Regions from separate parts of the Homo sapiens genome. Here region 2 is linked to region 1. Evidence: chromatin contacts called from ENCODE POLR2A ChIA-PET data. All regions are on one chromosome and are shown on one strand. Each heading gives the region's core, a stretch centred on a gene start or an enhancer-like site at or near the end of the contact. The rest is flanking DNA. Distances are from core to core; before and after follow the strand shown. Region 1 holds the start of DNASE2 (deoxyribonuclease 2, lysosomal). Region 2 holds the start of ALKBH6 (alkB homolog 6).

Region 1 (7,356 bases), core at 2,872-5,371:
GGGCTCCAGGGACCCGCGCCCGGTCCCGCCACGTCCCCCTCCTTCCTGAGTTGTTTGGGACCCGGGACGGTGGGCACTGGACTCGGGGGGACTGCAGAGGATCCAGGTGTGATAGCCGAGACCGCGCCATCCAAGCGAGGCCGACGTTCGTGGGCGCGCAAGAGGCAGGCAGCGCACACGTGCGCGCACCCGGGTTGCGGCAAGAGCTACACCAAGAGCTCCCACCTGAAGGCGCATCTGCGCACGCACACAGGTGAGGGGGCGGGGCCCCGGACATGAGAAAGGGCGCGGCGCCCGCTGTAGTTACAGGGGAAGAAGGGTTGCAGAGGGCGGGACTTGGACTTGGCTGGCCTCTGAGAGTGAGTGCCTCCTTAAATTTTGTGCCCTAGGGGCCTCACTTTGTTCATCCTAGTCCCAGCCCAGGCTGAGTAAAGGGGTGTGGCCAGATGCAGGGGACCCGGGGACATGACTGGGCAGACAGTGGCGCTTATGGCTTCCTTGTCCCCTAGGGGAGAAGCCATACGCCTGCACGTGGGAAGGCTGCGGCTGGAGATTCGCGCGCTCGGACGAGCTGACCCGCCACTACCGGAAACACACGGGGCAGCGCCCCTTCCGCTGCCAGCTCTGCCCACGTGCTTTTTCGCGCTCTGACCACCTGGCCTTGCACATGAAGCGCCACCTTTGAGCCCTGCCCTGGCACTTGGACTCTCCTAGTGACTGGGGATGGGACAAGAAGCCTGTTTGGTGGTCTCTTCACACGGACGCGCGTGACACAATGCTGGGTGGTTTTCCCACGAATGGACCCTCTCCTGGACTCGCGTTCCCAAAGATCCACCCAAATATCAAACACGGACCCATAGACAGCCCTGGGGGAGCCTCTTACGGAAAATCCGACAAGCCTTCAGCCACAGGGAGCCACACAGAGATGTCCAAACTGTCGTGCAAACCCAGTGAGACAGACCGCCAAATAAACGGACTCAGTGGACACTCAGACCAGCTCCCAGATGGCCCTGGACAGCAGGAGAGGGTGTGGGATGAGGCTTCCCAGAGACCCTGGGTCTAGAAAGCGGCTCCTGAAGGTCCCTTATTGTGGCTGATATTAACTGTCAATGGTTATGGGTCCTATAAAAATGCCCCTCCCAGATAAAGCTTCAGCGTTGGCCTGAATTTTTGGGTTTTGGAGGCTGGAAGATGGCAGGAGGCTGTAAACCTAGAGGTCATATTAGAGGGCCTTACACACCCTCATCTCCTAAACTACAGTGACACCCCTCAACTCCAACAAGCCCCCTTGGGCACTGGAGGCCTTGCTGTCCTCTCTTTTCCCACCCAGTTCAGGCTACACTGTCCTTGTCTTCTGCCTTGAACCCTGCGGACATTGACAGCAAACATCTCCCTGGATTTAAGAGTTCACAGCCTATGACTGCCCAGGGGGTTCATCTTGCCCACTGTCCAGATAGAGCCAATTTATCGAGACAGAGGGATTGCAATAGAGAGAGTTTAATCCACATACATCCAGCTAAATGGGAGATGGGAGTTTTATTACTTGAATCAGCCTCCCTGAAAATTCAGAGGCTAGGGTTATTCAAGAACAGTTTGGTGGGCAGGAGGGCTAGGGAATGGGTGCCTTGCTGCAATCCTGGAGCTGTGGAAAACAGTTGCTGAGTCAGCTTCTGGGTGGGGACCATAGAGTCGCTAGTCTGGGTGGAGTCATCCAGTTGTCAGATATGCAAAAAGCCTAAAAAGACATCTAAAAAGGCCAGCGTTAGGTTTTGCAATAGTCATGTTATTTGCAGAAATAACTGGGGAAGTTGCAAACCTTGTGACCTCCAGAATAATGGCTGGCCATCTTTGTTTTTGTTTTTGAGATGGAGTCTTGCTCTTGCCCAGGCTGGAGTGCAGTTGTTCCATCTTGGCTCACTGCAACCTCTGCCTCCTGGGTTCAAGTGATTCTCCTGTGTCAGCCTACCAGGTAGCTAGGATTACAGGCACATGCCACCATGCCGGGCTAATTTTTGTATTTTTAGAAGAGATGGGGTTTCGAAATGCTGGCCAGGCTGGTTTCGAAATCCTGACCTCAGGTAATCTGCCAGCCTCGGCCTCTCAAAGTGCTGGGATTACAGGCGTGAGGCACCGCACCCGGCCGGAAAAATGGCTGGTCATAATTTAACTACTACACCTACAGTTTAGCAGAATTCAGGCTCCTCTCATCCTCCTAACCTAGTGCCCTTTCATTATTTCTACAAAGGCAGTTTAGTTTGGGGAAGGGCTATTATCATTTAAGCTATAAACTAAATTCCTCCCAAAATTAGCTTGGGGCCAGGCATGGTGGCTCCCTCTTTAATCCCAGCAATTTGGCAGGCTGAGGCGGGCAGATCACTTGAGCCCAGGAGTTCGACACCAGCCTGAGCCCCAAGGTGAAACCCCATCTCTACCAAAAATGGTGAAACCCAGTCTCTACCAAAAATACAAAAATTAGCTGGGCATGTGGCGCATGCCTGTAATCCCAGCTACTCAGGAAGCTGAGGCAGGAGGATTGCTTGAACCTAGGAGGCGGATGTTGCAGTGAGCTGAGATCACACCACTGGACTCCAGCCTGGGCGACAGAGTGAGACAACGTGTCAAAAAAAAAAAAAAAGTTAGCTTGACCCCACTCCAGGAATGACCAAGCAAGGGCAGTTTGGAGATTAAAGGCAAGATGGAGTTGGTTAGGTCAGAGCTCTTTCACTGACATAATTTTCTGTCATAATTTTTGCAAAGGCAGTTTCAAGCCAGTACTCAGATTCCCATAGCCCTTTGCCCTGCCATGATCCTTTGAGGCTGAGGTGGGAGAATCACTTGAACCCCGGAGTTCCAGAGCAGCCTGGGCAACATAGTGAGACCCTCATCTCTGCAATGAACAATTATCTGGGTGTGGTGGCACAGGCCTGTAGTACCAGCTACCTGGGAAGATCTCTTGAGCCCAGTAGGTTGAGGCTGCAGTGAACTGTGATGGAGTCACTGCATTCTAGCCTGGGTGAGAAACCATTATCCTGTCTCAAAACGACAAAAAACAAACATACAGTCACCTCTTTGCTAGCTCAGGGGATCCTGGAGAAAACGTGCAGAATGAAAAAGGAGAGTCTGGGTGGCGTGGATTACATGCCTGTAATCCCAGCACTTTGGGAGGCAAGACAGGTGGATCCCTTGAGCTCAGGAGTTCAGCCTGAGCCACATGGTGAAACCGTGTTTCAAAAAAAAAACTACAAAAATTAGCTGGGCATAGTGGCATGTGCCCGTGATCCCAGCTACTCGGGAGGCTGAGGTGAGAGGATCACTTGAGCTGGGGAGGCAGAGGTTGCAGTGAGCCAAGATTGCGCCACTGCACTCCGGCCTGGGCAACAGAGCGAGATATTGTCCGGGAAAAAAAAAAAAAAAAAAGGAAGGAAAAAAAAAAAGAAAGAAAAAGGGGAAGATACACTGGAACACAAATGCTTCTTAAGGGGCGCAGTGGCTCACTTCTGCAATCTTGGCACTTTCGGGGGCCGAGGCTGGTGGATCACGAGGTCAGGAGTTCGAGACCAGCCTAGTCAACATGGAAAAACCCCGTCTCTACTAAAACTACAAAAATTAGCCGGGCGTGGTGTCGGGCGCCTGTAATCCCAGCTACTCGGGAGGCTGAGGCAGGATAATCGCTTTAATCAGGAAGGCGGAGGTTGCAGTGAACCGAGATCGTGCCATTGCACTCCAGCCTGGGCGACAAGAGTGAAACTCCGTCTCAAAAAAAAAAAAAAAAAAAAAAAAAAAAAAAGAGGAAGAACAAAGGTCCCAAGAGTTGGACCCAGGTTGTAGGGCTGGAATAAAAAATAAAATACAAACTTGTGCCTGATCCAGAAACCCGGGCGGGAGTTGGGTCAGACAGAAGAGCGTGGGCTGGGATTAGCTACCACGAAAAGGAACGGTGGCCAGGCTCCAGGAGACGCTGGAGCGCCGGGCCCGTCGTGGGCGTGGTCTGGGCAGACTCAGCGTTGCCTTTTGCCTCTCCAAAACGCAGCATCGCGTCTCGGGGGAGGAGTCTGTACCCTCGTGATGTCCCCGCCCCGGTTCCCAGGCAAGTTTAGGGAAGTGAAAGGCGCCAGGTGCCAGTCCTGGCCTCTGATGTAACCCAGCGCCCCGCAGTCCCGACACAGATTCCTGGATCTCAGCCCCATAGCAGCTATGATCCCGCTGCTGCTGGCAGCGCTGCTGTGCGTCCCCGCCGGGGCCCTGACCTGCTACGGGGACTCCGGGCAGCCTGTAGACTGGTGAGTGCGCAGCGGGGGGCCTACCATCGCCCCGGGGTCCGGCTGCGGTCACTCAACCGGGATGGCTACCTCCTCGGGGAACCCTGGGGTGCCTTCTCTTCCCTCTCTCCTATTTCTGTGCATTCTCCGACCTCCAGGTTCGTGGTCTACAAGCTGCCAGCTCTTAGAGGGTCCGGGGAGGCGGCGCAGAGAGGGCTGCAGTACAAGTATCTGGACGAGAGCTCCGGAGGCTGGCGGGACGGCAGGGCACTCATCAACAGCCCGGAGGGGGCCGTGGGCCGAAGCCTGCAGCCGCTGTACCGGAGCAACACCAGCCAGGTGAAGGGGGCCCCGGGCCAACTAGGGGCGAAACTCTAGGGCTGCCCTGCCTGGGAGGAATTTCACGTTGCCTCCGTTTATCCGCCCGCAGCTCGCCTTCCTGCTCTACAATGACCAACCGCCTCAACCCAGCAAGGCTCAGGACTCTTCCATGCGTGGGCACACGAAGGGTGAGGCCTGGATTGGGGGCTGGGGAGAGACTCGGGTCCCATTTTTCCAAGGTAACCCCTGACGTGCATGGGGTGGTCGGGGAGATCTGCACTGTCAGACCCTGGGCATCTATTCCCCCCAACTTTTTTTTTTCTTTGTTTTTGAGACGGTGGGAGTTCGCTCTGTCACCCAAGCTGGAGTGCAGTGGCACAATCTTGGCTCACTGCAATCTCTGCCTCTGGGGTTGAAGCAATTCTCCTGTCTCAGCCTCCCAAGTAGCTGGTATTAAAGGCGCACCATCACACCAGGCTAATTTTCATATTTTTAGTACAGACGAGGTTTCACCATGTTGGCCAGGCTGGTCTCGAACTCCTGGTTTCTACCTCAAGTGATCTACCCGCCTTGGCCTCCCAAAGTGCTGGGATTACAGGAATGAGCCACCCTGCCCAGCCGAGTTCCTATGCATTTTTCCAAGCTAACCCCTGACCTCCATAGTGGGGTGGGAGATCTCCCCTGTCAGACCTTGGGCATCTATTTCCCCTATTTTATTTTCTTTTAGACAAGGTCTCACCCAGTCACCTAGGCTGGAGTGCAGTATCACAGCTCACTGCAGCCTTGACCTCCCAGGGCTCAGGTGATCCTCCTACCTCAGCCTCCCAAGTACTGGGCCTGCCGGTACCCCCCACCACGCCTGGCTTTTTTTTTTTTTTTTTTTTTTTGCGGCACTCTCTCTCCATCACCCAGGCTGGAGTTCGGTGGTGCAATCTCAGCTCACTGCAATCTCCATCTCCCCAGTTCAAGCGATTCTTCTGCCTCAGCCTCTGGAGTAGCTGGGATTACAGGTGTGCGCCACCATGCCCAGCTAAATGTTGTATGTTTTAGTAGAGATGGGGTTTTACCAGGTTGGACAGGCTGATATTGAACTCCTGACCTCAGGTGATCCACCTGCCTTGGCCTCCCAAAGTGCTGGGATTACAGGCGTGAGCCACCACACCTGGCCTACTTTTTGTATTTTTGTAGAGTGGGCTTTTGCCATGTTGCCTAGGCTGGTCTCTAAGTCCTGGTTCAAGCAATCCACCCACCTTGGCCTCTTAATGTGCTGCGATTACCGGCATGAGCCGCCACACCTGGCCTGTTTCCCTACCTTACATTACTCTTGGCGTTATTCTGGACTATAAGAATTTATGCCTGCAAAAACTGAGCTCAGCTGTGGTTCTAACACTGCTGGCACCCTCTCTAAGCCCCGCTGCAAACTGAGGGTGTTCCTGATTGCAGATGAGCTTGCTGGGAGGCCTGGAGCAATACCCTCTAATTGCCTTTTTTTTTTTTTTTTTTTTGAGAAGGAGTTTTGCTCTTGCTACCCAGGCTGGAGTGCAATGGTGCAATCTCGGCTCACTGCAACCTCCGCCTCCTGGGTTCAAGTGATTCTCCTGCATCAGCCTCCCGAGTAGCTGGGATTACAGGCATGCACCACCATGCCCGGCTAATGTTGTATTTTTAGTAGTGATGAGGTTTCTCCATGTTGGCCAGGCTGGTCTTGAACTCCCGACCTCAGGTGATCCGCCCTCCTCGGCTTCCCAAAGTGCTGGGATTACACTGCGTGGGGCCTGCCTTCTTTTTTTAAATTTTTATTTATTTATTTATTTATTTATTTATTTACTTACTTACTTACTTATGTTTGAGATGAAATTTTGCTCTGTGGCCCAGGCTGGAGTGCAGTGGTGGATCTCAGCTCACTGCAACCTCCACCTCCTGGGTTCAAGCGATTCTCCTGCCTCAGCCTCCTGAGTAGCTGGGATTACAGGCGTCCACCACCACGCTCAGCTAATTTTTGTATTTTTAGTAGAGATGGGGTTTCGCCATGTTGGCCAGGCTGATTTCTAACTCCTGACCTCAGGTGATCTGTGTGTCTCGGTCTCCCAAAGTGCTGGGATTACAGGCGTGAGCCACTGCGCCCGACCTCCCCTAATGCCTTCTTTTGGTCCAGGTGTCCTGCTCCTTGACCACGATGGGGGCTTCTGGCTGGTCCACAGTGTACCTAACTTCCCTCCACCGGCCTCCTCTGCTGCATACAGCTGGCCTCATAGCGCCTGTACCTACGGGCAGACCCTGCTCTGTGTGTCTTTTCCCTTCGCTCAGTTCTCGAAGATGGGTAAGTCGAGTCAGGGACACAGGATGAGTCCTGGGTTTACTGACCAGAACCTGGAACGATCTTGCATTTCCTCCTCCCCTTGTCCTCCAGGCAAGCAGCTGACCTACACCTACCCCTGGGTCTATAACTACCAGCTGGAAGGGATCTTTGCCCAGGAATTCCCCGACTTGGAGAATGTGGTCAAGGGCCACCACGTTAGCCAAGAACCCTGGAACAGCAGCATCACACTCACATCCCAGGCCGGGGCTGTTTTCCAGAGCTTTGCCAAGTTCAGCAAATTTGGAGATGGTGAGTCTCAAGGTTGAGGGTTGGAGAGCTCCTTCTCTGCAGACAGGGTGACTGGTGTGGCCATGGCTGAGTTCAAGTCAGCGGTAGAGACCAGGTCTGTTTGGGAGCTATAATCACATGATCAGTGAACAGACCTGGGTTCAAACCCTGGGTTTTGCTGTGTGATGT
Region 2 (7,356 bases), core at 1,924-4,423, about 23 Mb before region 1:
GTGAGTTAGGGGATGATATGTTGGGAGGAGTGTACGTTTGGGGATGGGAGGAAGGGTCATGGGTTCTCAGGTATATACTGGTGACAGTCTCTGGTATTTAATTGGGGACACAGGGTCCAGGAAAATGATGAGACAAGGTCCACAAAAAGATAGGTGCTAGAGGATATGAGGAAATTAGCAACAAGGCTCTTCGGGGACATGAGGTTGAGCAGATACTGGGGACAGGGATAGTCACTGGGGGACATGGTGGGAATTATGGACAAGAGGCCCAGATGGGTATTGGGAATGTAGGATCCAGGTGGGGACTGGAGACATGGGGAGGTATTAATGAGAAGGGGTCTGGATGGGTATTGAGGACACAGGTGGTCTGTCATCCCCTCACTTGACATCCTGCCCTCCTCTTCAGTGACGCAGCCCAAACGCACCTTCACCACAGTCCGGACCCCAAAGGACATTGCATCAGAGAACTCCATTTCCAGGTGTGTGGCCAACCCCTGTCCCCTCTCCTATGTGACATTCAGGGAGAGGGATCCATAAGGCAGTTGGACCCAGAGGTCTGGAGCTCTGGTCAGGGCTGGAAAGAGAGGTTAGGAAAACTTGTGACTTGTAAGCATACCCAGAAACAGTCTTTAGGGTGTAGGGCCCCGCACTGAATTCTAGTGAATTCCACTTTCGGGTGGGCCGGTAAAGGAAGCAGAACACCCTTCACTCCATACGAGCCTCAGAACAACAGCTAGAGACCGGGCGGGGTGGCTCATGCCTTTAATCCCAGCACTTTGGGAGGCCAAGGCAGGCGGATCACCTGAGGTCAGGAGTTCAAGACCAGCCTGGCCAACATGGTGAAACCCCGTCTCTACCAAAAACACAAAAGTTAGCCGGACACAATGGCATACACCTGTAGTCCCAGCTACTCGGGAGGCTGAGACAGGAGAATTGCTTGAACCTGGGAGGCAGAGGTTGCAGTGAGCCGAGATCGTGCCATGGCACTCCAGCCTGGGTGACAGAGTGAGACTCCATCTCAGAAAACAAACAAACAAACAAACCACAGCCAGAGAGGTAGAGGCAGAATCCAGAAAGGCCTGATAGCAAACACTGGGGGAAAGGCTGGGGGTGATGGGTGCAGATGTCCCCGCTGCCTGCCTAAGGGCGTGACCCTGTCATCCTCCTTTCCAGGTTGCTGTTCTGCTGCTGGTTCCCCTGGATGCTGAGGGCGGAGATGCAGTCTTAGAGGCCCTGGACACCTGACAAAGAGACAGAGTCCCCACTAGCATCTCCTGACACCCGAGGAGCCCTGAGTCACCCTGAGATAGAGATTCCCAGTAACACATCCAGAGTAGAGACCCCTGTTAGCCAGCCCTCGATCATTGAGGCCCCATTATTAACAGATACTCCCATAATAACCCCCAAATACAGACCCCATGTCACCCAGAAAGAGATTCCCTGAGTAGCACCTTCAGGCTAGTCCCTATCCCCAACCCCTCAGAGCAGATTCCCAGATTAACAGATTTCCATATCACCCCAAATGATGGTGACCCTCTCCACATAATGCATTACAACAGAACATTCTTGAATCACCCAACCCTGGATCAGAAACCTCCCCATTAACAAACACTGCCCCTTAAGTCCTCTTGAAATAAACATAGGTCACACCCCCAAAGCAAAAGAGTAACAGACATTCATGTCATTGTTCCCCATTTAACATCAGTCCTCTCAAGATGTCGTGACCCCATGGTCACCCTGAAGCCCTTAGATTCCAACCCCTCAATCAGAGACTTCCTTCATTAACAAAGACCCTTGTTCTTATCCCTCAAGAAGAAACCCACCATAACCAGCCCACTGTCACCCCTAATTTACAGACACCAAAACAGTCCTGGAAGTGCTAATTACAGGACCCCCCAAGTCTTCCTACCCTCTGCACCCTCAAGAAACCCCCAGTGCCTTGTATGAAGCCCACCCCACATGGCCCACAGCTCCTGTGCTGGCCAGACTCCCAGAAAATTCTCTATTTTTTAAGTAACGACTTCCCCCTTTGGGGGACCCCAAAATTTGGAGGCCCCATTCTAGGACTCTGGGGATCCCAAACCCTAGAGTACACACGTCCCAAACTCCCCTGTGCCCTCAAGTCCTACAGCCCCTAGAAGACCCCAATGCCGTAACTCCTAGGACCCCCAAATCATGGAATCCCAAATCCCCAGGGAATCCCAAATTTGAAAATCCAATCCCAAGTCCCCAGGAAACCCAATCATGAGGTCCTTGTGCCTGGTATGGAGGAGACTGCAGTCAGGATATGCATTCCAGGCTCCCAGACACCTCAAGCCCTATTCACAGGCACCAGGAAACCCCACACAGGAATTCCCATCCCTGGAAACTGGAGAATTTCAATGCCCCGAGTCCATGGGTTTCAAGACACCAAATTCCAAGAGCCCCAGCCCTAAGGGAACCCCAAATCCTAAAGCCTCCATCTCTAATAAATGGAAGGCCCCAAGGCCCTGAGGGGATCTCAAATCCTGGAACCCCGATTTCAATCTACGTTCTAGTCACTGGCCTCAAAGGACCCCACAGCACCTGGGCCAGACCAACAGCTCGAGGGAGAACCTGAAGGCCCAGGGGGTCCAGGGCGGACCTGGGGCCCCGACCACCAAGGACAGCTCACGACTGCCCCTTCACTGCATGTCCCCAAACTCAGCATGACTCCTGTCCTCTTCAATAAAGACGTTTCTATGGCCTCTCTGTGTCGGGTCATTGGGGGTTTCCCTTGCTGGGAGAAGACGGGAAAGGAAGTGCTTCCTTCAGTCTCACCTCCCTGCGGCGTGGGCAGGTGATGGCGCTGGCCGCGGGAAGTCCTTCTAGCAGCCTCTCATGTCTTCCCGCGGCTGTCACGGCTGCCGCCCCCGTCCCACCCATCGGGGTCCACTCCGCCAATGGCCAGGTTCAGTTCCTAAGTTCTGAGTGGCCAGTGCCAGACGACGATGCCCCGCCCACGCCCTCCTGCCAATGGCTCAGAGGCCAGGAGGCGCGGCCTATCCTTAGGCGAGCATGAAGGGGGCGGGCGAATACTGAGTGAGAGCGCCGATTGGGTGGAAGGCGGGCCCTTGAAGCCTCTGGGAGCTCCCATTGGCCTGCGGACTCTGCGTCTGTAATGTGGGGCGGAAATGGCTGGGAGGGGGATGGGGATGTTGAATTTGGAAATTGGAGGGGACGCTGGTGGACGGTCAGTTTTGGGGAGTGCTGGGGGTAGAGATGGATGTCAATAGGGCTGAAAGTGGGGATCCGGGGGAGCCCAGAGTAGGAGTCCGAGGAGGCTCAGAGCTTGGAGTCCTAAAAGGCTCGGAGTCGGGGATCTGAATGGTTCAGGGAGGGAAGAAGATTTGGGAGTCAGCCTCAGAGCTAAAGATCTCAGGGTGCTGGAGTGAAGGGGCGCTCAGGAGGGGAAATCCGAGGGGCGTCCAAATGGGGGGATCCGAGGAGGCTGAGGGTGGACATGTCTGAGGAGGCTCAGATTGGGGTCACAGGAGTGCACAGAATGGGATTCGGTGGGGGGCGGGGGTCGCTGAGTGTTGATAGCCGGGCTCACAGTTGCAGGTCTGAAGCGGGGTCTCAAGGTGTTTAAAGGGGCTCTGGAGTGCAGCCCTGGGGGCTATGTGTAGAGCTTTTGAGAAAGGCTCCCTGTGTGTGGGGCCAGAGAATGTTCTCTGTGGGAGGATTGAGAAGGCATATGTGTAGTTGGATGGGCCCTTAGTGGACAGAGTAATGGGGGATTATTCTTGGGGCTCATTGTGTCCGGGCATGGAACGTAGGGGCTCTCTGTGTGGCTTGTAAGATGCTGAAGACTCAGATTTTAGAGACCAAGTGCGTTTCAGAAGAGGGCTGAGGTGAGGCCTGGCCTGTGATGGGGTGGAATGCTGCATCATGGTGTTAGGGCGGGAGGCCTAGTGACTTCAGTATGTCCTCCCCTCCCTACAGGATTGGGTGCAAGGAGTTGGTGTTGATGGAGGAGCAGGACGCCAGAGTCCCAGCCCTGGAACCGTTCAGAGTGGAGCAGGTTGTCAGAACTCAGGGTGCAGAGGGTGAAGGAGGCAGGCTGATTCCTGAGTTCTTGGGTTGGGACTGCCCCCTTCCACCAAATTCATTCTTACTGTCAGAGTCCATTCTGGAATGGCACTGGTCCCTTGACTTTAGACCCTGACCTGTCTGAGGACATCCTGAGCCTGTCTCCAGGCATAGGGGTTGCTCTGTGATGATATGTCCTCTGTGTGGGTTGAAGGGCCACACCTTCAGGGGGTCTTTCTATCCTAGGCACCACCTGTAATCTACTATGTCCCTGACTTCATCTCCAAAGAAGAGGAGGAGTATTTGCTTCGACAGGTGACCTCAGTGCCCTACTGGTCTGTTTTCCCACTCTTCCCATATTCCTCCCCAATGTCCATCCTCTGTATGAGAGCCCCCAAGGCTGCAGTGAAGACCCCGACAGAAGGAACAAGGAAGTTACAGAGCTCATACTCCCTCTACTGAGATAGCCCAATCCTGCTAGCTTAGAGAATAGGGGGTTATAAACATAGGCTGAGATAGCCCAGTTCAGATCATTGAGACTGGGGAGTAAAGAATTTTGTATTCAGATTTCTGTGCTGAGATAGCCCAGTAAACTCTTTCCTGTGCTAAAATAGCCCAGCATAGACCCAGAGCACAATAAGGTTACCAAATACAGACCATCTACGCTGAGATGGCCCAGTCTGCATTCTGTTCTTAAGGTTTGGGGAAAGAAGAATTTTCAAAGCTCAGAGTTCCTGCCCTTTGCAGCCCCAGTGCCTAAGTTACAGAGCACAGATCTTCCCTGTGTTGGAGTAACCCACTGATCTTGAGTCCAGGAAAAAATTAGCTACAGAACACAGACTTTTTTGCTGAGATAGCCCATTCCAGACCTTTGCGTTCTTGGCATTGAAAAATCTACATATTATAGAATTCCTGGGCTGAAATAGCCCAGTACAGCTCCATAACCATGAAGGGAATGAGTAGATTATCAACTAGAGCTAGACTTGTTGGACTGAGATAGCCCATTCTAGATCATTAGGATCTTGGCAGTGGAAGATTTTCAAAGTACTTTCTTTGCTGTGCTGAGATAGCCCAGCTTTGCATACTCCCTCCCCCAGGCAATAGGAACAAGTCGGTTGCAGAACTCAAACTGTCCTCAGAGAGCCCAGGAATCAGGAATTTTTGTTTGTTTGTTTTTTGAGACAATCTTGCTCTGTCGCCCAGGCTGGACTGCAGTGGCGTGATCTCGGTTCACTGTAGCCTCCGCCTCCTGGGTTCAACTGATTCTTGTGTTTCAGTCTCCTGAGTAGCTTGGATTGCAGGCGTGTGACACCACACCGCCTCCCAGGTTCAAGCGATTCTCCTGTCTCATCCTCCCAAGTAGCTGGGATTACAGGTGCATGCCACCATGCCCAGCTAAGTTTTGTATTTTTAGTAGAGACGGGGTTTCCCCATGTTGGCCAGGCTGGTCTCGAGCTCCTGACCTCAAGTGATCTGCCCGCCTCGGCCTCCCAAAGTGCTGGGATTACAGGCATGAGCAACCAGGTTTGGCACGGAATCAGGAAATTAGAATGCAGACTATTTGCTGGGCTGAAAGAGCCCTGTCCAGCCCCAGAACTCTGAGTAGATTGTGAGACCCACAACTCTCAGACCACGGTTGTGCAGCCCTGATTCCTAAATCCTGGTAGACACAGGTGGGCTTTGGGGCCAAAGGCGTTCCCAGGAAAAAAGGCAAACCACAAAATCCTAGGAACCCACCGCCCCAGGGAATGGTCCCACAGACACAGATGACCCATTTCCATCCCGGAGGTAAAGGCCCCTATGTTGGTCTAGGTGGGAGGATCATAGAGGGGTGATCCTGAGAAAGGAGTGACCCCCTTCCCACCTCTTAGGTTTTTAATGCCCCAAAGCCAAAGTGGACCCAGCTCTCTGGGAGAAAGTTACAGAACTGGGGTAAGTATCCCTGGCTGGGGGCAGGAGTGATTCTGGGATGTAGGCTGGGGCAGGGGACTCAGGTCCAATAGACTTAAGACATCAGAGGGTCCCTGACAGCTCAAGGGGCCCCAAGAGCCAGGAGGATTCTGAAGGGGTCAGTGGAGGTCCTGAGGGATTAGGGATTTCCTGATGAGTTGGGAGTATCTGAAAGGGACCTGTGGTCTGGAGAAGTGAGGAAACCTCTGAAGGACCCAGTGGCTATCTCCAAACGGTCAGGGGTCCCTGAGAGGATCAGGGTGCTTCCAGCCACTGTGGAATCCCTAATGGGGGATCTATTGCTATAGGGGGGCCCTCAGGACCCCATTGCCTTCCCCAGGTGGGCTTCCTCATCCCCGAGGGATGGTTCCTGAGCGGCTGCCCCCATGGCTCCAGCGCTACGTGGACAAAGTGTCAAACCTCAGCCTCTTTGGAGGCCTCCCAGCTAACCATGTCCTCGTGAACCAGTATCTGCCTGGGGAGGGCATCATGGTAACCACACACCCTCGGCCCGTGTCCCCCCACTCAGACTTCTGAGCTGTGCTGGGGCAGGGGACTCTGTACCCACCCTCACTCATTAGGCAGCCACATCTCCCAAACAGGCATTCACCTCCCTGTCCCTGGCTTGGGAAGCCCCCCTTTGACCCAGAGGGTGGGGGTTGTGGACTCCTGCCCTGCCCAGCCCTGGTGCCCACTCCCTAGCCCCACGAGGACGGACCACTGTACTACCCGACTGTCAGCACCATCAGCCTGGGCTCCCACACCGTGCTGGACTTCTACGAGCCGCGGCGGCCAGAGGACGATGACCCTACAGAACAGGTGGGCCCCCAGACACTGCCCCAGCTGCTTGTAGGCACTTCAACCTCGCACATCCTCCAAGATGACCTGGTCCCACATGCCTTCGGGGTACTCCTGGCACTCTCCCAGATACCTTCCCTTGTCCCCTCATGGGGTGTACCCACTTCCTCCCAGACACCCAACCCATCTGCTTACAGGGTGTCTGTCCCACATGCCATGATTTTCACAGGCTCCCCGATGCCCCAACCTGCTGAATGGATACCCCTGACTCCCCAGCAGACACTGATATCCTTAGATACCCCACCGCCATTAACTCGGGGGGCCTCACCTCCTCCCAGATGCTCTATCTGCCCCTGCTCAGGGTGCCCCAGACGTCCTGCTACTCCAGGAATGTGATTTGGGGTGCAGGACACCCCCAGATTCTCCTTGACCCCTTGACACAATTTCTCTGAGTGATGCATTTCTAGCACCCCAGTGTTCACAGAAACGCCCCTGAACACGCCGACCCACTCCTTGAGGCTTGCCCTCGAGCCCTGCATGCTCCTGGATGCTCTGACA

Evidence for each region. ChIA-PET counts read pairs that join two places held with the same protein, here RNA polymerase II (POLR2A).
Region 2: POLR2A ChIA-PET joins it to region 1 with 11 read pairs in BJ. The contact joins the promoter of ALKBH6 here to the promoter of DNASE2 in region 1. POLR2A ChIA-PET finds 5 or more read pairs at or near these places in 2 of 52 experiments (BJ and CD4-positive, alpha-beta memory T cell).

What each region holds. Positions count from the first base shown.
Region 1 is chr19:12,878,214-12,885,569 of GRCh38, reverse strand. It overlaps DNASE2 (deoxyribonuclease 2, lysosomal), which reads left to right and starts at 4,121. Exons shown (of 6, transcript NM_001375.3): 1 at 4,121-4,280; 2 at 4,418-4,598; 3 at 4,690-4,768; 4 at 6,736-6,900; 5 at 6,991-7,188. The coding sequence starts at 4,195. It overlaps KLF1 (KLF transcription factor 1), which reads left to right. Exons shown (of 3, transcript NM_006563.5): 2 at 1-253; 3 at 510-1,148. The coding sequence ends at 685. RefSeq lists enhancers at 97-186, 84-635, 1,508-1,769, 4,194-4,303, 3,963-4,590 and cis regulatory regions at 59-559, 1,439-1,959, 2,499-2,999, 3,739-4,299.
Region 2 is chr19:36,010,030-36,017,385 of GRCh38, reverse strand. ALKBH6 (alkB homolog 6) reads left to right here and starts at 3,173. Exons shown (of 7, transcript NM_032878.5): 1 at 3,173-3,211; 2 at 3,964-4,042; 3 at 4,297-4,365; 4 at 5,922-5,982; 5 at 6,341-6,492; 6 at 6,703-6,819. The coding sequence starts at 3,989. It overlaps CLIP3 (CAP-Gly domain containing linker protein 3), which reads left to right. Exons shown (of 14, transcript NM_015526.3): 13 at 407-479; 14 at 1,174-2,726. The coding sequence ends at 1,228. LOC101927572 (a long non-coding RNA gene) reads right to left here and starts at 2,884. Exons shown (of 4, transcript NR_170988.1): 1 at 2,800-2,884; 2 at 426-574. RefSeq lists an enhancer at 2,684-2,783.